Regions from separate parts of the Mus musculus genome. Here region 1 is linked to region 2. The links are chromatin loops, found by intact Hi-C in ENCODE. Cell type or tissue: left cerebral cortex. All regions are shown on one strand. Links, peaks and the distances in the headings refer to the core of each region. The heading gives the core; the rest is flanking DNA.

Region 1 (15,181 bases), core at 405-5,404, 70 kb after region 2:
CAATAATCCTCCTGCCTCAGCCTCTCGAGTTCTGGGATTAGAGGTGAGCTATCTGTATTCTGCATTGGCTGAAAGTTTGAGACATCACAAAATACTCAGCATTCATTGGGCTCTTACTCCTACTCCATTAAGTTGGTGATATTATTTTCTCAGGGCCTGCCAAGGTTAAGCTACCAGGCCAAAGTCATAAGGCTGTAAATGCAGACCAGATACTCCACTCCAGCCCTCATCTCCTGATGCCCAGTGGAGGCTGCAGAGCCCAGGAAGCAGTCTATGGCAGAAGGAGAGGTTTGGCTATGTGGGCAGCTTGTTATGCACGTATCAGCGACAGGAATCAGATCACCTCGGGAATTTGAGCCCAATCAGGTTCATTGCCCATCACTCCACCTCAGCCCCGAGCGCGACCAGACCGGGATGATGCCGCAGGATGCTTAGAGAAGTCTAGCCTCCCTGGCCAGCAGAGGCGCAGGTGCGCTTACAGTTACGCATGCGTGGCCCGCAGCCTCTGCAGAGCTCGCTGCAGACCTGCTGCAGGCGTGGGAAGAATCCTTGGAGTTACGCTCGGGTCACGTGGTGGGGAGAGCTGGCCAGGTAAACAGGGTGGTAAGAGAAGAGATCCGAGCTGAGGACAGTTTACAAGAGAGCTGCCTGGAGGATCCGAGAATAAGAAAACACCTTAGCAAGAAATACGAATGGGGTGAATTAGAGAGTAGCAACTGGTAGCAACTGGGTGCTGTGATATATGCAGATCAATCCCTGAGAGCAGAGATTGGGCCACTTCACCGGCCGCCGTCTGGGGCATGCATCTGCCTCACTCTGCTTCAAAACTGCTTCGCCAGCTGTGTTCTTCTGTGCCCATTCCACCCTCCCCCTCTGACTGCTGGGCCATACATTCCCCATTTCTTGCACTGTTTTAGGAACATTTTCTTAAAAAAGGAAAAAAAAAAGTTTATTCGTGTGTGTGTGTGTGTGTGTGTGTGTGGACTTGTAGAGTTCAGAGGATTGCATGCTTGTGTGAGTCGGTTTACATTTCTACCACGTGAGAACAAGATATCAAACAGGTTGGCTGGTGTGGTTGGAAATGCCTTTACCCACTGAGCTGTCTCTCCGGCACAGGAGCAATCTAAAGAAGTCTACAGGAGAGGGCTGGAGACGTGGCCCAGCAGTCAAGGGCACGGGCTACTCTTTCAGAGGCCCGGGTTTGATTCTCAGCACCCACAGCCCAGCCCACGACCCTCTAACTCCAGTTCTAAGGAATCTGATGACTCTTCCAGCCTCCTCTGACTCCTGCATGTATGTAGTACATATGAGTGTACTCAGACACATGCACATAAAGTAAATAATGTTGTGGCTCTCTCTCTCTTTTTTTTTTTTTTTTTTTTTTTTAAAGATAGGGTTTCTCTGTGTAGCCTTGGCTGTCATGGAACTTTCTCTATAGACCAGGCTGGTCTTGAACTCAGAGATCCTCCTGCCTCTGCCTCTGCCTCTGCCTCCTGAGACAGGGTTTCTCAAAAAGTGATGTGTCTGCCTTGTCATCTCCCCATCCACACACAGAGATCTAAAGAGAAGAGCTGGACCTGTACCACCTAAGTCTAGGACTTTGCCCTCAAGCTGACAGGCTGTGTGTGTGTGTGTGTGTGTGTGTGCGCCTGTATATTAGTCTCAAGATCAAAGGACTGCAGAAGATAGGCAGATGTGAAACACAGAATGCATGTGAGCAGCCTCAGTGTAGGCTTTGCCTAGGGGAAGAGTCCACACTAGGATCCAGGACATATCTCCATAAAGATTGCAGAAAAAGCTATACACCACCTCTGGATGGTTTTTTTAAAATATTTATTTATTTATTTTTATTATATACACTGTAGCTGTCTTCAGACACTCCAGAAGAGGGCATCAGATCTCATTACAGATGGTTGTGAGCCACCATGTGGTTGCTGGGATTTGAACTCAGGACCTTTGGAAGAGCAGTCGGCGCTCCTAACCGCTGAGCCATCTCACCAGCCCCCACTTCTGGATGTTTAAATGTTGTAATAGATGGTAGAGTGCAGGTAGGCAGGGTGATCTTGAACTTTCTATGCAGTAGAGATGAACCTGAACTCTGGAGCTTCTGCCCTCACCTCCCAAGTACCCAGACTGTCATTGTGGGCCACTACATCCAGTCTTTGCAATGAGATGTTGTTTAAAAAGCGTTTAATTATCTGTATGTGGGTATCTGTCTGAGTATGGCTATGTGCATGTGGATGCAGGTGCCCGCAGAGGCTAGAGGCATCAGATCCCTGAAGTGGGAACTTAAGGGTTCTTTGAAAAGTCAAGGTTGGATGGTGTTGTGCTGGGGCAAACACACGGGAAGAAACGTTTCCTTAAAGTGAGCACAGGTGTGAAAGGCTAAGGCAGACTCCCAGCTACCTGCTTTAAAACTCAGGGAAATGGACGGCTTCCTCCCAAAGAAACAGAATCACTCACAGGAAGAGAGGCTATGTGTGCACACCCTCATACACACTCGCATCGCGCCCCCTGGTGGGCACAGCTTTGCACAAGGGTGAGCTGTGCTGTCTGACACCAAGCCTCAGGATCTTAGCCTAGCAGGTAAGAGCCAAAAGAGTGGTCCCTCTGCTCAGCCTGGCGTTGGACATAAACAGAGACAGTGGGGCCAGGCCTCAAACTCAGAAATCCACCTGCCTTTGCCTCCCGAGTGCTGGGATTAAAGGCATGTGCCACCACGCCCGGCTTTTTTTCTTTTTTTAAGAAAATGTTCCTAAAACAGTGCAAGGAATGGAGAATGTAATGGTCAAGGTGGTTTTTTGTTTGCTTGTTTGTTTTGTTTTGTTTTGTTTTGTTTTGTTTTTGTTTTTCCCCTGTAGCCCTAGCTGTCCTAGAACTCACTGTATACACCACACTAGCCTTGAACTCAGAGATCTATCTACCTGTCTCTGGGATTAAAGGTGTGTGCCATCACACCTGACTTCAAATTGGACTTTAGTGGTGTCTCTACTTTGGTTTTGTCTTGAGTTCCCTGTCTGAGGTGAATAGATGTGTGTGTGTGTGTGTGTGTGTGTGTGTGTGTATGTTGAATCTCCCTAGGAGGGATTCTGTCATACAGAAATGTCCCCATTAGATCCAGAAAGCATCGCTGTAGAGTAATACTATTTCTTTCTTTTCTTTTTTTAAAAAAATATTTATTTATTATTATATCTAAATACATTGTAGCTGTCTTCTGACACACCAGAAGAAGGCAACAGATCTCATTACAGATGGTTGTGAGCTGCTGGGATTTGAACTCAGGACTTTCAGAAGAGCAGTCAGTGCTCTTAACCACTGAGCCATCTCTCCAGCCCCTAGTAATATCATTTCTTAACACAACTAAGCCTCCCTCAGCTCCTGCCGGCATCACAGGCATCCTCATCCCATGCCCCCTTCCCACACCCCACCCTTAGCGCTGTGTCCTGAAAAGCTCTCAGTGCACCAAGAAAGGTCTTTCGCATCAACATTAAACACAGGCTGTCTTTCTAACCCCTACATGCTCCCTCCCTCCCCGTGCTCCCTCCCTCCCTTCCCCCACCCTTTGTCTATGTACCCACTTCTGTTGCCACACTCACGCATGCTTGACATTAGCCACCCTCTCTCTTGATAGTCACCCCAGAGTCAGGCCCAGCTGGGGGTGTGGCTCAGCCTAGTGTTTCCTGCCCACTGACAGTAAGAGCTCTGGGGGCCCTTACCTCTCTGTGAGCCAGTGTCTTTTGACTGTGGCTGCCCAGTTCTTTCCTCCTTCTCGAAAGGATTGCACAGACCTGGGCCCTGGAATCTATGTCCTGTTTGGTATCTCTGTCCAAATCAGGAGCAGATAGACTCGGGGAGGAGTCCTATGGTACTCACACAGGTCTAGTACCCTTTCTCCCCACCTACTACCCTCCTCCTTCCCACCTACTACCCTCCTCCTCCCCACCTACTACCCTCCTTCCCACCTAGGACCCCTCCTCCCCATATAGGACCCCTCCTCCCCACCTAGGACCCTTCTGCCTCACCCTTCCTTAAGAGGTATCTTAAGTGCCTCCTACAGGGAGAGCATGGGAGGGGGCTGGCTATAGGTTCCAGTCTGGTTGTCCATTACAAGGAGCTTGCTGCCCCATGTGGATCTTCATCCTCCTCTTCACAGGGACCCTCCTCCTCTGATGTCCTCTTAATCCCCAAGACTCCTTCCCTCTTTTCTAGGCTGTGACATAATTCCCCCTTGAACACATCACAGCCTCGCCCTAGGTCCCCAGAGGAGCCGTTAGAGCAGATGTTTGGTTCCCAGAACAAAAATAGCAGTTATTGAACAGAGTGGATTCCCAGTGATCTGAAGACATCTGTTAGCTACATCCCACCCTGGGGCTTGATGCACCTTCAGTAGCAGCTGCAGAGCCGCCCAAGAGCTGTTTCAGTACATTGCTAGGATTCACTGAGAGCCTCAGGATACTCCTACGACCTCAGCTCCCTGTGCTGAGCCCTCACAGAGGAGGGGGAGGACGACTGCCACATGCTGAATCCCAGGCCAGGCCCCTTTCTCTCCCATGCCTTTCTTCTCTTGCTCTATTTATTTTGGTGTGTGTGTGTGCGCGTGCGCATGTTCGAGTACATATGCATGTGGAGGCCGTTGATGGATGTCCGTCTTCCTCAGTCAGTCTTGGCCTTATTGCTTTTGTTTTTGTTTTGTTTTGGAGACAGGGTTTCTGTGTGTAGCCCTGGCTGGCTTGGAACTCTTATGCAGATCTCACAGAGATCTGCCTGCGTCTGCCTCTGCCTCCTGAGGATTAACGGTATGCCCATGTATGTCTGTGTATCATGTACATCCTAGAACTAGAGTTATGGACAGTTGTGAGCCACCATGTGGTCGCTGGGAATCAACCCAGGTCCTCTGCAAGAACTAGAAGTACCCCTAACTGCAGAGCCATCTCTCTTGTCTGACTTCTCTGGACGTACGATTAGCCTCTCTGATGTCACTGTACCCATCCCCGTCATTGACCCTTAGGTTCCTCCCTCTCAGCGCAGCACCGAGAGCCCTAGAACAGTGTGATTAGACCACAGCGAGATTGATTTCCTGCTGCATATTTTTTGCTTTGCTTTTCATTCCACAAGTAATAAAAAAAAAAAAAAAAAAATCAAAGCCAGGCGTGGTGGCGCACGCCTTTAATCCCAGCACTGGGGAGGCAGAGGTAGGTGGATTTCTGAGTTCAAGGCCAGCCTGGGCTACAAAGTGAGTTCCAGGACAGCCAGGGCTACACAGAGAAACCCTGTCTCGAAAAAAAAAAGGGGGGGGGGATATTTAAATCTATACTCAGAATTGAATTAATCCAAGTTGGGCTCAAACTTATAATTTTTCTTGCCTCAATCTCGCCAGGGCTGGCACTTTAGAAATGAGCCTGGTTCTAAATATTTAAGATTTATTTTATTGTTACCTGTGTGTGTTGTGCTAAGCACACACATTATCAATGAGCAATAGTCCCAGCCAAAACTCTTTGGTGCTGGATCCCAGAAAGATTAAGAGTTCAAGGATAGCCTTGGCTACATGTCCACTCTTTTTTTCCCTAATATTTTCTTAAATTATTTTATGTGCATTGGTGTTTTTTGCCTGCATGTATATCTGTGTGAGGGTGTCAGATCCCCCTGGAACTGGAGTTACAAACAGTTATGAGCTGCCATGTGGGTGTTGGGAATTGAACCTGGGTCCTCTGGAAGAGCAGCAAGTGCTCCCAACTGCTTAGCCATCTCTCTAGTCCTGAGATTTCCCAACTCTTTACACAGAGGGGAAGAAGCTAGAAGCCCCTGGAGCCAGAGCGGCTTCCTTTTTTATCTCTCTGGAAAGCAGAGCCTGGAAACCATCGTCCAGATGCAGGCTGCCCCCGCCACCTGCTGGTGGGCAGGAGGAACATCAGGAGACTGAGGGCTTCATGTAGGCCAATTGGGAGCTCCGTGACTGAGCCTGCTCTTGCTGTTGTTACATAAATCCACCCACTTATTGTAGGGCGGGGATGTCTTAGATGGTCGAGCTTCTGGTCCTTCAGTTTCGTCAGTCCTCTGGAGGCCAACTTAACTGTGGCAACAGAACTCTCTCTCTCTCTCTCTCTCTCTCTCTCTCTCTTTCTCTCTCTCTGAGACAGAGCTTCTCTGTATAGCCCTGGCTGTCCTGGAACTCACTTTGTAGACCAGGTTGGCCTCAAAGCTGCCAGTCTCTATTTTCTTCGGTTTTTGCCTGCAGTCCTTCTTCATGATGACATAACTTCATCATGTCACTGGGACACAAGAGAATTTATATATATATATAATATAATATATATACATATATATACACACACACATATACACACACACATATAATGTGAAATATATATCATGTAATGTGTAATATGCGGTATGTAATGTGTGATATGTAGTATATAATATATGATTATATAATTATGCTATAAAATTATATATTGTATATATTATATATCATGCCATACATTACATGTCACATATATCAATTAAATACCATATATCATCTATAACTATATATAATTATATATTTATAAAATATATATTCTGTATATAACTATATAACTATATGTATATATATATATATATATCCATATCCATATCCATATATATATATATATATATATACCCATCCTTCTCTTCCCTCCCCTCCTTCCTTCATGTCCTCTGTTCCCTAGCACTTCCCTCTTCCCTTTCTGTCCTCCTTTTTTTTTTTTGGTTTTTGTATAGCCCTGGCTGTCCTGGAACTCACTTTGTATACTAGGCTGGCCTCGAATCTTTTTGATTTTTTAAAAAATTTTATTTGTTTTATGTATAAGAGTGCTCTATCTGCATATATACCTGCAGACTAGAAGAGGGCATCGGATCCCATTACAGATGGCTGTGAGTCACTATGTGGTTGCTGGGATTTGAACTCAGGACCTCTGGAAGAACAGCCAGTGCTCTTAACCACTGAGCCATCTCTCCAGCCCCTCTTTTTTATTTTTTACTTTATTTTATTTTTTGGAGACAGGCTCTCACTGTGTCACCTCGGCTAGCCTGGAATATTCTGTGTAGTCCAGATTAAACTGGCCAGATTAAGAGATTCGTCGGCCTCTGCCACCTGAGTGCTAGGATTAAAGCTGAGCACCACCGCACTGAGCCCTTTAGCTCTTTGCTGCTGTATCCCCAGCACCTAGAGCAGGCCCCAGCACACCTGAGGCACACACATATTTGATGAACAAGGTGGGTGTATAAGAATGAGCTCTGAGGGGCAGACCTCAGATGGCGCCATCACTCTGAGGTGACCAGCAGGGGGAGCAGTGAGCAGAGCAGCCCTGACTCTCTACACTGGTTTCTTCCTTCCACAAAGGAAAGTGAAGGTGCTGCATTTGTCACAGGGTGTCCACTGGCACCTGGATCTAGTGCCCATCCAAGGCAAACATCCACCCACCATCTCCAGGTGTTTCCTCACGAGCGTCGCCCAGCTGGGACCCTTGTTCAGCCCATTCCCAGCCAGTTCTACCCAGCCAGTGTGCAGTTCTACCCTAACTGCACGTGGCCTCCCGGAGAGGCTAAGGTGCATAGGTGGGGAAGAGCTAGGGGAGGGCACTTCGTCTATGTGGCTATGGGTGGAGGGTCCCCTCAAATGTGTGTGTAACCCCTCAAATATGCTCTGTAAGGAGCCCAATAAACGCATTCATTGGTGCCTCGGGGAGAATGTTGGCAGCTTCACTCCTTGGCTTGTCAATGAGACCGTGAGGGGAGAGAGCCATTGTTAGGTCTCCCCCAGGACAGGAATTTTAGCAACAGTGACTTCAGTCTTGTTTGGCTTTGGGTATTGTATGGATAGGAACTGGGACAGGGGCCTTCCAGGTCCTTCCTTCCCACGTGTCCCTTCCCTTAGTCAGCAGCCTGAGGTGGCCTAGATACCCAGGACCCAGCACTCAGGAGGCTGAGACAGGAGGCTGGGATATACAGGGAGATTCTTGCTAAGACACAAACAGCTCTTGTAACTACACGGCTGGACAGCAGCCTAAGGGTGTCACCCGGATCTGTTAGCCAAGCAGCCTGGCCCGAGAGAGCAGGAAAGAAAAGGAGAGGGATTTTTGCTGATGGCTGCATGACAGAGGTAAGGCCATCTGACAAGTGACAGCCAGCAGTGAAGAGTCAAGGCTTTAGGATTGTAAAGGGAGAGTCCGGTAAGACGGCTCATCCTGTAATCCCAGGCAAGGGGATCAGGAGTTCAGTGAAGCTCAAGTACAAACTGAGTCTGAGGCCAGCCTGGGCTACACGGGAACCCGTCCCAATGATAAACGAACAAACAGAGACTAAGAAAACCTGAAGGACAGGGACGGAAGGGAGGTGCCTAACATTTAGGGTACAAAATTTGAGGGAGTGTCAAAATCTCAGTAATGAAGACAGGTGACTATCTGGTGCCACATGTTTTGGTTCAAATCCCTTTTCATGACCTTTTACTGCAGTTGCAGGGAATCCAGTACCCTCTTCTGTCTCCCTGGGTGCCAGACAAGTGCTGCACAGATAGACTTTTAGATAACACACCCATACACATACACATTAATTTTTTGGTTTTTTTCAAGACAGGTTTTCTCTGTGTAACCCTGGCTGTCCTAGAATTTGCTCTGTTCAGTGGGCTGGTCTCAAACTCACAGACATCTCCTGTCTCTGCTTTCAGAGTGCTGGGACTAAAGGAGTTCGCCACCACGCCCAGCTCTGCAGTACTTACTTGTGGGGTCATGCCCGTGCATCGCATCAGTGTCAGTGCCAGAGGACCACTTGTTGGAGTTATTTTACAAGCCACAAGCCTATATCGGGGCAGATTCTGTCCTGTTCCCACCTACATCCAAGACATATGCTCCGTGTTACTTGCTGTTTGAGTCTCCCCTGGGTTATTTCCGCTCCGTCAGTCTGTCCTCCTGGAGGACTTCTCCGGCCATGTGCTCATGGCCCATCTCCTTTCCTGGCAGGGCTTCCTCCTCTCTCTCTTCTCTCTCTCTACTGTCCAATCGAGGGCTCTAGCTTTTTATTATCCAATAGTTTTAAATTGGGGAGCAAGGTTTACATAACAAAGGCCGGTGCACAACTCTCCGCTGGCTTGGGGTTCAGAATTTAGCATTTGTATACACAGCACCAGACCAACCCTCACCTAACACACTATAGAACAATCACTAAAATCATTACTGTCTCAAAGATTGCCATGCGGCCCAGCAGCACTGGCGCAGGCCTTTGATCCCAGCACTCAGGAGGTAGAAGCAGGTGGATCTCTGTAAAGTCGAGGCCAGCCTAGTTTACAGAATGAGTTCCAGGACAGTCAAGGCTAGACAGACAAACCCTGCCTCGAAAAACAACAACAAAAAATTGCCATTGCTTTTGTGTAGACAGAAGCATGGAACAGATGGACAAGGTGCCAGGAGGTTCCACAAGGGTGGGGATGTCCAGTTGGGGAGCCCCGGGTTGATGGCAGCAGTGGGACACACAGGAGTTGTTTCTTTGGGGGAGGAAAGGAACCTGAGGGTGAACACGTTGTCCAACAGTTCTCTGTGCGTGCATGTGTGCGTGCCTGTGCCTGCTCACATCTCGTGGCCCAGCATGGGTGGTGTCCTCCATAGAAACTGAATCTCTAGGTCCCCTTTGACTCTAGAGTTGCATCCCATCTGTGGTTATGTCCCAGCTACCACCGGGGGCAATGGACACCTTCCTGGTCTATGAGGCAGCCTGAGCAAAAGTCAGACAGCAGATGTCCCCATGTACATTGCTGAAGCCCGATGCCCCATGACCTCAGCCTCCAAGACCAATATGTTCTTTGCAGAAGAATCATAAGAGGGGAAGGATCAGAAATTAAATCCTAAATAAAACCCTGGGCTCCCTAGAATCTGAAAATCAGGGCTCTTTTCTTTTTTTTTTTTAAGATCTTTTTATTCATTTAATGTATGAGTATATTGTTGCAACCTTCAGACACACCAGAAGAGGGCATCAGATACCATTACAGATGGTTGTGAGCCACCATGTGGTTGCTGGGAATTGAACTCAGGACCTCTTAACCACTGAGCCATCTGTCCAGCCCCCCAGGGCTCTATTCTTTTCCTCCTTCCCTCCCTTCCGTCCTTCCCCTCCTCTTCTGATTTGTTTTTCTTTTTTTTGAGACATGGTTTCACTGTATCCATGGCTGTCCCAGAACCCACTCTGTAGACTGGCTAACCCCTCACTCACAGAGACCCACTTGTTTCCACCTCTCAAGTGCTGGAGATTAAAAGCCAACATCGCCACCATTGCCCCGCCACCACCACCCCTTGCTTTCTTTTCTTTCCTTTCCTTTCCTTTCCTTTCCTTTCCTTTCCTTTCCTTTCCTTTCCTTTCCTTTCCTTTCCTTTCTTTTCCTTCTATTTTCTTTCACTCATTCTTTCTTTAACTTTTTAAAGATTTATTTATTTTACATGCATATGTGTGTGAGCCAGCTTGAGTTTGTACATACATGTGTGGGCAGGAGCCTATAGAAGTCAGAAGAGCGAGTCTGATCCCTTGGAACTGAAGTTGCAGGTGGTTGTCAGCTATTCAGTGTGGGTGCTGGTATGGAATACATGTAGGTCCTATTCAAGAACAGTACGTAAGCTCGATAGCTGAGCCGTCTCTACAGCCGCCTTTTATTTATTTTAATTACATTTTATTTATTTACTTACTTACTTATTTATTTATTTATTTATTTATTTATTTAGTGTGTGTCTGCCTATGGGGCTGAGTGGCGTGCTGAGTGTGTGTGTGGGGGCGGGAGGAGAGAGCAGGATACAGAGTTCAGGAGTTGCTTCTGTCCCTCCACCAAGTTCTGGGGAACCAAATCAGCTAGTCAGGCTTAGCAGCAGGTGTCTTTACCCAGTGAGCCATCTCACTGGCCCAGGGCCCTGTTTCCTGAGTTTCCTTTCTGCTTACCAGGCTTCTGACCATTGTCCCCAGGTCTTTCTGTGGTCAGCCCACACTTCATCTTCCTCCCCCTTACTAGCCTCCATGCTACCCAGCCTGCCTTGGGGAATGGCTGAGACTCCAAACTAGGTAGGGTCTTTCTCTTCCCTCTCTCTGTCTCTCCCCTGGGCACCCTGAGCATCTCTGTGGGTACATCCTTGCTGTTTTTCTGCTTTCCCTCTTTCTAAGAGATGCTTCATTCCCAGGCTAGTGTGGTGGCTGATTCTTCAGCTCCTTTGTAGCATGGATTCAACACTCATTAATACATGATTGAAAAAGGCTTGGGGTGTAGCTCAGTGGTGTGGCACTTGACTATTATGAATGAGGGCATGGGTTCAATCACTAATACCTCAAAAATATATGTGTGCGCACGTGTGTTACTACACACCTGTAATCCTAGCACTCTGAAGATGGAGGCAGGGGGATCAGGAATTTAAGGTCATCCTCCCCTATATAGGGACTTTGGTACTAACCTGGGATGCATGAGACCTTGGAAGAAAGGTGTGGGGGAGAACAAAGCCAGCATCAATGCCATTGCTTACCATCAGACAAAGGCTGATGATGACAAATGCCAGCAGGAATATGGAGCAACTGGAGTGCTGGTCATCCCTCATGTGGGCGTAAAGCACGGCAGGCATCTTGGGAAAAAAATGTTTGCTGATTTTTAGCAATACAAATACTTCCTCTATGAACCAGAAATTCCATTCTTGGCTATTTGCGCAAGACAAATGAAAATGTGTACTGATCATAAGACTTCCAGACATACAGTCACACATTATTTGTTCATAGCCCCAAACCTAAATGTCCATCCACAGGAGACTAGATCTAGACACTCTGTAGTGCATCCACACAGGGGAATACTACAGCAATAAAAATGAATGGCTGCAGGGCGTGGTGGCACACGCCTTTAATCCCAGCACTTGGGAGGCAGAGGCAGGCGGATTTCTGAGTTCGAGGCCAGCCTGGTCTACAAAGTGAGTTCCAGGACAGCCAGGGCTACACAGAGAAACCCTGTCTCGAAAAACCAAAAAAAAAAAAGAAAAAAAAAAAAAAAAGAATGGCCTACCAGCAGGCAACAATGGATTCCGCTCAGGAACAGTGTGTGCAAAAGAGGCCAGGTGTGGTGGCACAGGCCTTTGATCCCAGGGTTCAGGAGGCAGAGGAGGAACGGATTTCTATGAGTTTGAAGTCAGTCTGATATACATAGGGAGTTCCAGGCCAGACAGGGCTGCATGCACAGAGAGACCCTGACTCAAAAATGATGGGGAAGATGATGATGATAGATTATTGTTTGATTCCATTTATATGAACTTCTAGTACAAACGAAATTGTTTTGTTATAATAAAAGTCAAAGTAGTAGTTATCTCTGGGCAGGGTGGCACATACCTTTAAACTCAGCACTCCGGAGGCTGAGGCAGGTGAGTTCAAAGCTGTCCTGTTCTACGTAGTGAGTTCCAGAACAGCCAGGGAGACCTTGTTCTTTTTTTTTTAATTCTTTTTTTATTTTATGTGTATTTTTATTTTAATTATTTATTTTATGTATATGAGTGTTTTGCCTGCATGTGTGTCTGTATACCATGTGTGTACCTGGTACTCACAGAAGCCAGAAGAGGGCATTGGATCGCCTAGAACTAGAGTTATGGGCAGTGATGAACGGCCGTGTAGGTGCTGGAAATTGAACCCAAGCCCTCTGGAATAACTGGCAATACTCTTAGCCACTGAGCCACCTCTCCTGCCCAGATACCTTGTTCTTAAAAAAAAAGTGATTATTTGCGATGTAATGTAGCCTGTGAGTGAGAACTTCCTGGTTTTCTGGTTTCCAGAAGTGTTTTATATAAGCTGAAGAGACAACAGGATGCACACACACACGTGTACTCATGCATATGTGTGTACCACATACACACACAGACAGGTATCATTAGCCCAGGCTAGCCTGGAACTCACTATGTTCCCCCAAGCTAGCCTCCATCTTACAGTGATCCTTGTGCCTCCGCTTCCCAAAATATGTGCCACTGTATCCAGACCAAATCATCCTTTATTTTTCTTAATGAGTGCTCTGCTGCATATACATCTGCAGGCCAGAAGAGGGCACTAGATCACCTTATAGATTGTTGTGAGAGATGTGGTTTGGGAATTGAACTCAGGAACTTTGGAAAAGCAGCCAAATGCTGAGCCATCTCTCCAGCTCCCAGGTCATACTTTTGAGACTCACTGAGGGGTTAAGCTGTGGCACCAAGGTAGTTGCTGGCACATAACTGGTGCCCCTTGCCCATCTGCCCATCTCCGTGGGCCCTTTTAAATGCTAGCAACAGGCAGTGACAAAAAGAAACAAAACCAACCAACCAACAAACAAAAAGGCTCACTGAGAAGGGCTGGGTGTTGTGGCTCAGTTGGTAGAGTATTTGCCTAACATGCTCAAAGTCCTGGCTTTCACCCCTAGCACTGCATACTCCCACCATTGGGGGGGGGGCGCAGGAGGATTAGGAATCCAATATCACTTGGTTACCTGGTAAATTTGAAGCCAGCCTGAGCTTCATGAGCCCCTGACTCAAAAACAAAATCCCTGTCACCTCCTACTGAAAGCTGGGCCTATTTGTAAAAGCAAACAAAGGAAAGAGAAAGGGAACAAACAAATCCTGCCCGTCTGACCTTGTCCCCCAGATCGGCCTTCTGGCCCTGCCCGAGCCCTGAGGGATCCTCTTTTCCCACTGGGAGAAGCCTAAGGGAGGATTTCCACAAATCAGGCCTTGGCAGCTTAGCTGACACACCTGCGACACAGCTTCTCTTCTCTCTCCCTGATGGCCTGGCTTGCACCACCTCCTCCCACAATGCCACCTTGCCTCCTAGTCAGAGGTATCCCCCTGCCCTCAGACTGTCACAGTTAGCATCTGGTGGAACTGGATCTCAACGGTGGAGTACTCATTTAGTCTGGGGGAGTTCCTGGGTTCCAGCCCAGCCCAGCACCTACCTGCATCCACCTGAAATGACCACACTACTCGGGACACTCTTAGGAGCAGTTCCCCAGTTGCTGGCAGTGCCTGGCCCAGGCTTCTCAGACAAGTAGTTCAGCTGGACTTCTAGATCCATTTACAGAAATCAAGTCTAGGGTGACCAGTTACTCAAATACAGTTGGTAGTCTCCTGTGTGCCAGAGAGGGACCAAATCTAGTCTCTGGGACTCTTAGAAAGTCCAGGGAAACACCAGACTGGGACCCATGGGATTTGCTGCTTTAAAAGGTCAGAGGCAATTTAGGCAGGAGGAAGGTAAGCAGCCCCCTGGTGTGGCATTAGGGAGGGAAGGATGATGGACAGAAACACTGGAGGTTTCACCAGAGATCATCTGGGAGCAGATCTTCTGCCTGCCTACAGTGTCAAGCCAGCTTCCATGTCCATTAAGTGGGTCAACTTTTGTCTCATCAGCTGGGATCCAAGAGCCTGGTTGGGATAACTGGCTTTCTGACTTCTCACCTTGTGACCCACATCCCTTCTCTTAGCATCAGTTTCTTCACCTGTAAAATGGGGACGATGAAATTAACGATACACCTGAGGGCCAGAGAGATGGCTCAGCACTTTAGAGCACTGGCTGCTCTTGTGGAGGACACAGGTTCGGTTCCCAGCACCCACATAACAGCTTACAACCATCTGGAACTCCAGTCCCAGGGAATGTGACATCGTCTTCTGACTTTTGGGGCTACCAGCCACCCATATGGTGCACATACATATGTGCAGAAAAACCACTCATATACATAAAAGAACTCTTAAAAAAGAAGAAATCCCAAAGCCTGACCCTTGGTACTTGGAGGCTGATCCGTGCCATAGCCACGACAGTTGCTATGGGACTAGGTCTCTTACTAAGATGCATAGCATCTGTTACTTCAGACACAATAATGCAAGTAGCACGCTTTCCAATACACACAACAATAACACAACAACAACCTAAACAGCTCTGAGAACCCATTTCTCAATGTCTCCCAGAAGAAGGTGTTACCCCGGCCTCCTCACCCAAGCCTCCCTGTGCAAGTATGACTGGTGGGGTGGCCACGGGGCTGAATCCAGCCTGCGACACTTGCTAAGCCAGCTAGCTGGGGCCCTGGGACCAGACTGGACCAGATTCTTGGCACTGACTTTCCCAGTTCTCACGGAGGCATCTTGTGGGAGAAGGGTGGGCCACTCCTTTTTTTTTTTTTTTTAAGATTTATTTATTTATTATATGTGTG
Region 2 (10,720 bases), core at 4,667-9,666:
TCTGGCAAACCCTATTCCTAAGGGATCATGGGTATAATGCTTTAGCCTTTTTCCATTGGGTCATTTTCTAGGTGGGGAGGAGCAAAGAGATTCCACCATATCCCTGAGGCTACCCAACTATAGCCTGGCAGAACCAGGGACAGCTGTCAGCTTGCTGTGCCTAGGGTTCCTGGCACCCCTACCTCATTCGTGTTCTGGCAGATCCCCATTCGGGTGATATAGGAGAGGGGCCTGAGATCCTGGGGTTTGAGTGGGATGCGGACCGGACGTCGAGGCACCAGCCCAAGATCCCCTGGCTTATAGGTTGTGATGGTCGAGAGCTGCTGCAGCAGAGAAACAGCCCCTTCCTTGGATGTCTGGGTGATGCGTTGGCTGTGGAGAGGGATCCAGGGTCATCCCCTCCATCCCCACAAGAGGAAAAATATTGGAGAGCCAGGGTCTGCTGAGGCCCCCACAGGGCTATCTGCTCACCTTTCTTTGGATAGGCCCTGGGGCTGCTTGTCCTGGTGGGAACCCATGTCCGGCTGTGTTTTCAAAACCACCCCTGAGCTGAGCAATACCAGCAGTTGCTGCAGCAGCTCCTTGCGCTGCAGTTGGAACACCACATCAAAGTCGCCGTCCTCCGCCTCTGTTTGCATCTGTTGGTATGATGTGAGGTGGGTTAAATCACCACAGGGGCCCAGATACCCACCCACCTCCACATGAGACGCTCCAGGGCCTGCTTTCTCAGTGCACCTGGTTTGTGGTGGAACACAAGTTATCAGGCTGGGAAGACTGAGGCTTGAAGCCCTCTCTTTGGAGGTTTTTTTTTTTTGTTTTGTTTTTTTTTTTTTTGTTTGTTTGTTTTTAGAGACAGGGTTTCTCTGTATAGCCCTGGCTGTCCTGGAACTCACTCTGTAGACCAGGCCAGCCTCGAACTCAGAAATCCACCTGCCTCTGCCTCCCCAGTGCTGGGATTAAAGGCGTGCGCCACCACGCCCGGCTTCTTATGAGCTTTGAATGGAATCTTCTGTTCTTCCTTTGTCTGCCACTGCCTCCCAGGGATTAAAGGTGTTCACTGCCACACCTCTATATTTTATAAGACACTTGAGATGCCCACTATGGCCTTCTCATTCTATAGCTCCAGTCAGGTCTTGAATTTGGAATCCTCCTGCTTCCCCCTCCTTAGTCCCTGCTATGATTAGACCCAACTCATTTAGATCGAGAATGAGAAAAGGAGTCTGGCCATCAGCCTCTCCAGAAAGAGGCCCTCTACGATTTGCCCTGGCAGCCTCTTGGTATCTCCCACACTGTTTGCTTACGTGCACAATGTCCTGTAGCATGGAGGTCGCCTGGATCAGGACTGTTTTAAGGTTTGCCCGAATTTTCTGTTCCTTGGTCAGCTCCTCCTGTAGCCGATTTGCCTCTGCCTGCTTCTCCTTCAGTTGCGCTTCCAGCTGGTCTTTCTCACTCCTGCTCCGGGACAAAACAGCATGCAGCTTGCCCCATCTTTGTGCTTGGGGCAGGCAGGCACCACCTCTTCCCTGTGCCCCGCCTTTTCTGTGAAGCCTTTCTAAATCCAGGCTTCAACTTGTCTGACAGTCCAAACCCTGAGGCTCTAGGCAAAGGCATCCCCAGGCTGACTTCCACCCAGCTCCGGCTCGCCTCAGGGTCTGGTTGTCCCTCTGCACATTCTGGAAGTTCTGCTCCAGTTGGGACAGCAGGAGGCGCAGTTGCTCCGTCTCCTCTGTGCCCTTTCTCTGTTGGCGGCACTTCTCGGTCAGCATGAGGATAATCTGCAGGGGTGGGCAGGTGTCACAGACCCATCGTGGGACCCTAGCCCACCCCTAGCTCACTTTTGAAGATATGACATAGGGCTTGCTCCCACATACAGGCAGGCCAACACCACCTCTGGACAACAGCTAGGCAGGAGGTGGGCTCCACTTAGTTATGGGGCAAATAGACTCCAGAGCTAGGGCCAGCACCCCAATGAGGAAAGCCTGGGACCTCACTGTAAACTCTTCCCACTCATGACTTGGTTCTGGCATAGGTCACACGAGGAGGGCATGGCATGGTGGTCCTACCTTCTTATGCCCTATGTTCTTTCTGGCCATGATCTCTTGGGTGTTCTCCAGCATCTCCAGCTGTTGGCACAGCTTGTTCTGGGTGCCCTTGAGCTGCTCATTCTCCTGCAGCAGCTGCACACCATGCTTGGACACCTTGTTTAGCTGCAGAGTCACGCTGTTGTTCTCTAGGATGGCCCGCCTGGTCGTCTCCCACATCTGGTTGGTGGCCATCTTTCGGAACTCTGTGGCCACCAGGTTCACACGCTGGATAATCTCTTTCCTCAGCCTTGCCAGGAGGGTGGGGTTGGGAGTCAAGTAGATGGGTATAAGTCTTGGTATCCCTTATTTTGGGGCGGTAGTCCCAGGGTACCCAGACTCTTCCCCAAAGAATCTCTGGACCTTTGAAATTTGAACCATTGAAACATTCTAGGTTTTTTTTTTTCAAGACAGGGTTTTTCTGTATAGCCTTGGCTGTCCTAGAACTCACTCTGTAGACCAGACTGGCCTTGAACCCAGAAATCTGCCTGCCTCTGCCTCCTAAGAGCTAGGATTAAAGGCATGTGCCACCACCGCCCGGCAAAAACTTATTCTTTTTGTTTGTTTTGTTTTGTTTTTTTTCCAGACAGGGTTTCTCTGTGTAGCTCCAGCTGTCCTGGAACTCACTCTGTAGACCAGGCTGGCCTCGAACTCAGAAATCCACCTGCCTCTGCCACCCAAGTGCTGGGATTAAAGGTGTGCACCACCACTGCCTGGCCCATTGAAACATTCTTACCTATTAAATAAACACCATAACAAGAAGTGACAAGAAGGCAGGGAGTGTCCAGTGCCAGCTTGGGCACTTTCATCCCCACCCCCATACATCCCAGTCAGGGTTCTGGGGGACAGAGGCTGTGGAGTCCATGGCTCCCTTCTAGAAAGCTGAGGAGAGCCGTGTGGCCCCGGCCTGCCCACCTGTCCTTGTCCAGCACAGACTTCTTCTCCAGGTTGTACACGTATTCCTTGTACTCGCCCTCCTGCCTATGGAGCTGCTCCTCCAGTGCCAAGTACTTCTCCGTGAGCTCCTCTTTCTGCAGCCGGAATTCTTCCAGGGAACTCAGCTTGATCCCTGCCCATCAGGGGCCACAAGGCTGGTGAGGAGCGGCTGCTGAGAGCCTTGACCCACACCCCTCTGAGGTCGTAAACTTTCTTCTTGTCTTACCTCGCCACCTTCCCCAACAGGACTGGTCTGCACGTGCCATGGCTGGCCCCGCACAGCCACTGCATTTCTGCCTTACCACATACTCTAAGCTCAGCAAACCTTGCTCAGATCCTCCTCAGAAAGTCCCCTTTGAAACCTCCCCACATAAGAGTGACCGAGACAGCAGCAGCTGACCCTGGGCAGACAAGTCGCAACCTCCCCTTTCAGATGGGTGGCATAGATAAAATCCTCCATTGTTTTGAAGCATTTCCTCATCTATGAGCTGCGGGAGGGAGAGCATCTCTGGCCTTGGGAATGCAAGGACAATTAAGGCAGATAGTGTTTGAAGTGGCATACAGCTCTTATTACCCAAGGGAGCTGTGGTATCCCTAGTTCCCAGGTGAGGCCCCGCCGCAGCCAGTGACAGCTGTGGATTTGGGCCTTGCTGCCTTTAGTGTGTGCCCATAGGTCCCCTGGCCCCCTCACCGAGGGCGATGTTCTCTGTGGTGAGCTGGTCCTTGATTTCCTGGAATTCATGGCGCACCTGGGCCAGTTGGGCCTCGAACGCGTCCTTCTCCATATCCTTGGCCACCTCCAGGCTCTGCAGCTGGTCATTAAGGTCTGTGATCTCATCCACCTTCTGGTTCAGCGTGCGCTTGAGGAAGGCCACAATCTCCTTCTTGTTGTTGGCCAGCTGCTCGAACTCCTGATGGAACAGCTTCTCCCGCACAGCCAGTTCATCCCATTTCCGCTGATACCTGGGGTGGGTCAGGGCAGAGACGCAGGGTCAAGCCAGGGCCTGCTCTCCCAGACCCTTCTTCCATAAGGGGCCACCTGAAGTTTCCCATAGTCTGCACCCCCCATTGTGCTTCACGCCTGGAGGCCTGTGCTCAGCATTCAGACTGTCTTTCTGTTTTAAAGGTGTGTGTGTAAGTAAATCTAAGGTGTAACAGTTTGGCTAGGCTGGGTAGCTGGTGAGCGGCAGAGAGCCCCACCCCCATCAAGGTCAGGGTGAAGGACACCTGAGTATGTGAGCACACTGTAGCTGTCTGCAGACACACCAGAAGAGGGCACTGGATTCCATTACAGATGGTCGTGAGCCACCATGAACTCAGGGCCTCTAGAAGAAGCTGGGCGTGGTGGTACACGCCTTTGATCCCAGCAATCAGGAAGCAGAGGTAGGCAGATCTCTGAGTTCGAGGCCAGCCTGGTCCACAGAGTGAGTTCCAGGACAGCCAGGGCTACACAGAGAAACCTCCTTCTCGAAAAACAAAACAAACAAACAAAAAAACAACAAAAAAAAGGACCTCTAGAAGAGCAGTCAGTGCTCTTAACTGCTGAGCCATTTCTCCAGGCATCGTTTGTAAATTTTAAGAGGGCCTTATTTACTGGTTTCAAACAAGATTACTGAAGCATTTGGAGAATTGCTTTATTTGTAAGGATTTCTTGATAAACCTTTTGAATGAGTAGTGCGTACAAGGTGTTTCAGGGTATGGGTGCCTTTGTGTGGAGAGGAGGCAGTCTGCCATAAGAGGTGTCAAAGGTCAGGACTGTCATCCTGCTGCCTCTTCTTCCTGGGGTGATTTCCCCAGTTCCCCGTGTGTGCCTTTCTTGTGGGATGGTGTTAAGCAGAGACGCACGGCCCTGCCTGGGTACACAACTGCTCAGCGCCAGCTGTGATTTTTCTCAGCATCAACCATATGAGCTTCCACTGCCTTGTTGTCTTATACCCATTTTATAGATAAGGAGATAGAGGTTCTCTTCTTTATACATTGAACCCATATATAATTAAACCCAGAGCTCCCGAGTTCACCAGTCTAGCTAGTTAGCCTGCTCTAGAGCAGTGATTGTTAACCTTCCTAACACTGTATTCTTTAATACGTAGTTTCTCCTGCCATGGTGATCCCCAACCATAACATTGCTTTCATTGCCACTTCATAGCTCTAATCCTGCTACTGCTACAGACTGTGAGTATCTGCACTTTCTGGTAGTCTGGGGGTGTCAAGGCCCACAGGTTGAGAAACACTGCTCCAGGGGGACCTTTTATTTCCACATCCCATGCACTGAGACTGCAGGTGGGCACTACACTTATTTGTATGAGTGTTGGGGATCCAAATTCTAGTCCTCACGTTTGACTGGCAGGTGTCACTGGGCCATTTCCCTGCCCACTTACTTTCCTATTTAAGTGTTACACTTTGGGACTGGGGCAGGTGCTTCCTGTCAGCAAGTTACCTTTGTGTTGCTTGTTTTTTTGAGGCTTGTTCTTTTGAGGTCTTACCCTATAGTCCAGGCGAAGTTCCTTTCCTTCTGGAACTTAGAACAAACCTTCTGAGACTGTAGGCATGTGCCACCATGCCCAGGTTAGATGATATATTCTTTTGGGGGAGGGGATGTTCAAGACAAGGTTTCTCTGTATAGTCCTGGCTGTCCTAGAACTCACTTTGTAGACTAGGCTGGCCCCGAACTCAGAAATCCACCTGCCTCTGCCTCCTGAGTGCTGGGATTAAAGGCATGCACCACCACGCCTGGCAGAAACTATATTCTTACAGACATTTTTGTTGTGTCTGATTTATTGATTATGTGTGTACATGCGTATGTGTGCGCAGCAGAGGTCAGAGGACAGCCTGCAGGAATTGGTTCTATTCCTCTACCTTGGGAGTCCTGGTGATGAGGGGCAAGTGCCACTGAGCCTTCTCCCCAGCCCTAAAGCTAGTATTAAAGTAGGGAAAACAATAAGCAAATAGTATCTCTAAATGCTAAGAAGGACCCCTCCCTGCTATCTGTCACAAAGGAACCTAGCCCCAAGAGGGAGTGGCACGAGTAGGAAAATCCCCTTCCTTAGTTCCCATTTGGGAACCTATAATGGTCCACACTTATAATTTCAGCACTTGGGAGGCTGAGGCAGGTAGATCAACATGAGTTTGAGGCTATCCTGGGCTAAAGAGTAATATCCTGTCTCTAAAACAAAACAAATACTTAGGGAAACAGACCCAGCCTGGAGAAACAAGACCAGGGTCTTGGCATAAGGGACTAGGGAATGAGGTGTCCTCCTGGGTCACCAGGGAAAACCATTTTCAATTTCTTCCACCAATTAAACTACACTTTTCTAATGTTTACAGTGCCGTCCTGTGGGGGTGGACCAGAGTGGGGGTGGGGTGTTACTTGGGATTTAGCAGTGTGCTCCCCGAGCTCTGGGAATCCCCTTACCCTCTCAGCACTCGCAGGGTTACCTGGTTACTTGAGGTAAATGAAGCAGGGAAGGATAGGGCCTGGCCAGAGCCCAGGTCTAAGGCCCTTATCTGAACCTGTGTGCATTTGGCCTGGTAGCACTAGCTTCCCTGCTGGCCACCCACCGGGCCAGCCTGTCCTCCAGGTCTTGGATCTGTTTGTGGTAGAATTCCTTCAGCTCCTCCACCATGGCCAACTCTGGAGTCTTGGTCCCACTGGCATCCTTCTTGCCCCCTATCTTCTTGCCCTGCATCTCCTTGCCTCCTTTGTTTGGCTTCTTTTTTGGAGCCATGGCTGATGGCAACCACTTTTTAAAGTCCCCTTTAAGAAGCCAGGTAGTTGCTAAGGAAGTTGTTTCCATACATAGCAACAGTGAGGCTGGGTTTTAAAGGGCTACTGTCCTCTTCCTGACAGGATCCTGTGTCCGGCCTAGGCCTAGCTTTTTCAGAGCAGGATACCAGGCTCTTGAGTACAAGTTTGGGTTCCAGGAAGACCTTTCCTTCCCTCAAATGGAAATAAATTAGAATCATAAAGGACCTTAGCCTTTGGGACTTTGGGATAATCAGAAACAATTGCTGAGCCCCCAGGCTAGTGTGTGCCTCTGCCTAGACCAACCTGCCAATTCTTTGGTGGCACAGCCACACATTTTGTATTGGAGGCTCCCATGCTGGGGTCTCGGGAGATCTTTACTTGTGTGTGTGTGTGTGTGTGTGTGTGTGTGTGTGTGTGTGTATTTGTTTTTCGAGACAGGGTTTCTCAGTTTAACCCTAGCTGTCCTGGAACTTACTCTGTAGACCAGGCTGGTCTTGAACTCAGAAATTCGCCTGTCTTTGCCTCCCAAGTGCTGGGATTAAAGGTGTGCGCCACCAGGCCCAGCTTGGGAGATCTTTAAAGCTTAGTGGCAGGGATCAATCTGTCCAGTGCCATCCCAAGTAGATGAAGTTCTTCTGAAGCTTTGATCTTGTCCCCTGGAGTCAGGGGTCAGCATACAGGTATGGGATGGGAGCCAGTGGGCATCCTGCTGGCAGCTGCTCTAGCTGGCTCCTCGCGTCTCCAGCCTCTCAGCACTGAGCCATCATACCAGGCACACTGGGCTTTTTTTGGTTCATGATGGTGTCTGCTCTTTGGTCCCCAGGCTTTCTTGGGGACGGACCATCACTATACTCAGTGATGACTGGACACTTGGTGTCACTTTGAGGATGTCACAGAAGGGAATATCTATCATATGCAAAGCCCTAGAGGGGATGCCGCTCGGGTCTGCCAGATTCTCTCAGCCCCTGTAATTCCGACTCCATGGGAGCCACAGCTTATGGTTTGGGATCCAGGGCTACTGGGCTAGCAGTTTCTGCTTTGACTGTGCTTTGGCCTGCTGCAGTATCTTCCACACTGAAGGTGTGCTACAGCTTTTGGAGGAGCGGCCCCAGGTTTCCTCTGAGCTCTGGGACACTAAGAGCTAAGGCTTCCAGAGGACAGTATGGTACAGAGGACAGTATGGTACAGAGGACAGTATGGTACAGAGGACAGTATGGTACAGAGGACAGTATGGTTCTTTGCTGTTTGGTGGAATTACGGTGGAGAGGAATAAAGAAAGCCTGGGCCAATAGATGTCAGAAAAGACGAGGATAGCCCAGCATGGCCATGAATACCTGTAGTCTCAGCTTCTTTGAGTGGGGTGGGGGGTGGGGGCACAACACAAGTTCAAGGTCAGTTTGAGCAACTTAGCTCGAGTCTGTCTCAAAATAAGAAAACATGGGCCAGCAATATGGCTCACTGGGTAAAACTGCCTGTAATGCCCAGAACAGTGGAAGAAGAAAAGTTGTTCTCTGACCTCTGCATGCACATCACTGCACACACACAAGTACAGTGATAATAAAACAGAACAAGGAACAAGTGAACAAAAGCCTAAACAGCAGAAAGAGGCTAGAGGTCCACTCCCACAGTGCGAGGGAGAAGGAATAAGTGGTATTTATGCTGCTTTCTTACTCAGTTTAGAATTCAAGTCCGCAGCTGGAGAGATGGCTTAGAGGTTAAGAGCATAGCTGCTCTTCCAGAGGTTGTGAAATCGATTCCCAGCAACCACATGGAGGTTCACAACCATCTGCAGTGGAATCTGATGCCTTCTTCTAGTGATTCTGAGGACAGCCATAGTGTACTCATATACATAAAATAAATATTTTTTAAAAATAGAATTCAAGTCCCTGTGTTGGATCCCATTCCAGGCATTCTGATGACCTGACATTGGCCCAGTTATCTGAAGTCTCCCAGGAGTGAGCTTGACCAAAGCCTGCATCCCTCCGAGCCCCAGCTTCCTCATCTGTAGTGGCAGGGGACCCACCTAACACCTATCTATGAGAGGCCTGGCGTGATTGCTCCATGGCTGTCTTCACCATAGTCTGCTTAGAAAGGGAATCTTGGAGGAGCTGAGTGGGATGTTCTACAAGCCACATTTGCAACCATCCACATGTGTTCAACTGGGATTGCGAAGCTCACTTCAGCTGAGCTTGTTCACTGTTGACCTTCCCTTTTAGGAAGGGATGGGGGCAGTCCCTGGGCCCACCTGTGCATCCAGCTGCCCCTCCCAACCAGCTGTATGCAGTTCTGCCCTAACTGCATGTGGCTTCAGGGTTTGGGGGAGGGGGCTGGTATATGTAGGTTGGGGAAGAAGAAGGAGGGAACACCATCTCTGTAGACATCAAATCTCCAGCGACACAGCTTTGGGCTTCCCCAGGCTCCCAGTTGTCGCCCTCACTCAAGCTCCGAGCCCAGTAAACTCTCATTGGTTCTCCAGGGGAACCTTTGGTGGAATCAAACTTTGGTTTGTCTTTAGGACCTAAGAAAGGTGTGTATATGTTACTTTCCTCTGCTCCCCAACACACTCCCCTGGGCAAAAATTTTGGGGACAGGTGCAAAATCTACAAAGTAACCTCGAGTTGATACATTCCTTCCTGCAGTGAAAGTGTCATTTTCTGTTACTGTGACAAGAGAGCTGAGGCTTTACAGAGGTTTAGTTGACTTAAAAAAAAATGTAGCTGGGCGTGGTGGCACACGCCTTTAATCCCAGCACTCGGGAGGCAGAGGCAGGCGGATTTCTGAGTTCGAGGCCAGCCTAGTCTACAAAGTGAGCTCCAGGACAGCCAGGGCTATACAGAGAAACCCTGTCTTGAAAAAACAAAAACAAACAAACAAACAAAACCCCCCAAAAAACAAACAAACAAAATGTTGTGTATATCTACATGTAGTTCCCAAGGACGCCAGAAGAGGGAGTCAGATTCTTGGAACTGGAGTTATAGGCCGTTGTGACTTCTTATCCTGTGGGCATCAAACTCCAGTCCTCAGAAGCGCTCCTAACTGCTGAGCCATCTCTCCAGCACTAACTAGGTTTTTTATGTTTTACAAGACAGGGTTTCTCTGGCTGTCCTATAACTCAATCTGTACACCAGGCTGGCCTTGACAGAGACCCGCCTGTGGCAGAGGCATTCTAGACGGTTGAAAAGAAGCTCTTCATGTCAAGGCAGGTCCTTATTTATTTTTATTTATTCATTCATTTGAGACAGTGTCTCCCTATGTTGCCTTGGCTAGGCCTGTAACTAATTATGTAGGCCTGACTGGTTGAACTCGAGAGATCCCCCTGCCTCTGCCTCCCAAGTCCTGGGACTAAAGATGGATGCCCATCGCCGAGGCAGCATCTTTTTTCTGCCTGAGGCTAGAGCCAAGCTTTGTACCCCAGATGGGAGATAGGTACAGATGCAATGCAAGCCACAACCCCCTGGATCCAGAAGCCTCCAAGCCCCAGCTGTGGGGTGGCTGGCCTCCTCTATAGTCCTCAAAGTCAAACCAGCTCTGCAGTGGGCCCAGGCACCATGAGTGAGAGCTGACGTCTTTATTAGACTCAAATGCTGCAGTACAGGACGGTACAGAGCGGTACACGGTTGTGCTTCCATACTTTAAACACTGAGATTCAAGAGTTTCAAGTTAACAAGTTTCAAGACAGACTAGCTTTTTTTTAAATATCCATTTGAGAAATTATTTATATAAATAACATAAAGGAAACCCCACATGTTCGACAAACAAGATCCTGAAGCATGAGCATTGCTTGACCGGAGGAAGGGATGGGAGAAGCGCTACAGAAGAAATCAACCGGTGCTAGTGTGGTTCAGTCCTAAGGGAAAAGGTTCACTGGAGAGGAGCAGGGGAGAGGCCTGAGAACTAAGGAGAAGAGAGACTCTAGAGTCAGGGAGGGAGAAGGGCACAGGACACCTGCGGCAGGCGT

Evidence for each region. A loop is a pair of places that touch in the nucleus more often than their neighbours do. Peaks named below come from ENCODE experiments on the same cell type or tissue, not always from the same donor. Only the 100,000 strongest peaks of a DNase experiment are listed, where the experiment ranks them.
Region 1: it touches region 2 in a loop (5-fold over the local background); 38 of 42 quality-filtered maps call a loop at or near these places.

The regions. Positions count from the first base shown.
Region 1 is chr2:32,851,889-32,867,069 of GRCm38, forward strand. LOC115489633 (a small nucleolar RNA gene) reads left to right here and starts at 13,158; the gene lies at 13,158-13,279. In left cerebral cortex, for the core only: CTCF peaks have their summits at 457, 2,516 (motif pointing left) and 2,715; DNase peaks (open chromatin) are centred at 501, 2,511 and 4,442; H3K4me3 peaks cover 453 bases; H3K27ac peaks cover 1,174 bases.
Region 2 is chr2:32,777,646-32,788,365 of GRCm38, forward strand. Cfap157 (cilia and flagella associated protein 157) reads right to left here and starts at 6,760. Exons shown (of 9, transcript NM_025619.1): 1 at 6,576-6,760; 2 at 3,709-3,980; 3 at 2,997-3,150; 4 at 2,064-2,331; 5 at 1,645-1,775; 6 at 1,302-1,452; 7 at 472-638; 8 at 183-372. The coding sequence starts at 6,742. Stxbp1 (syntaxin binding protein 1) reads right to left here. Exons shown (of 19, transcript NM_009295.2): 19 at 9,962-10,720. It also overlaps a transcript of Ptrh1 not described here. In left cerebral cortex, for the core only: no CTCF peak of the experiment used is centred there; DNase peaks (open chromatin) are centred at 6,822, 8,848 and 9,086.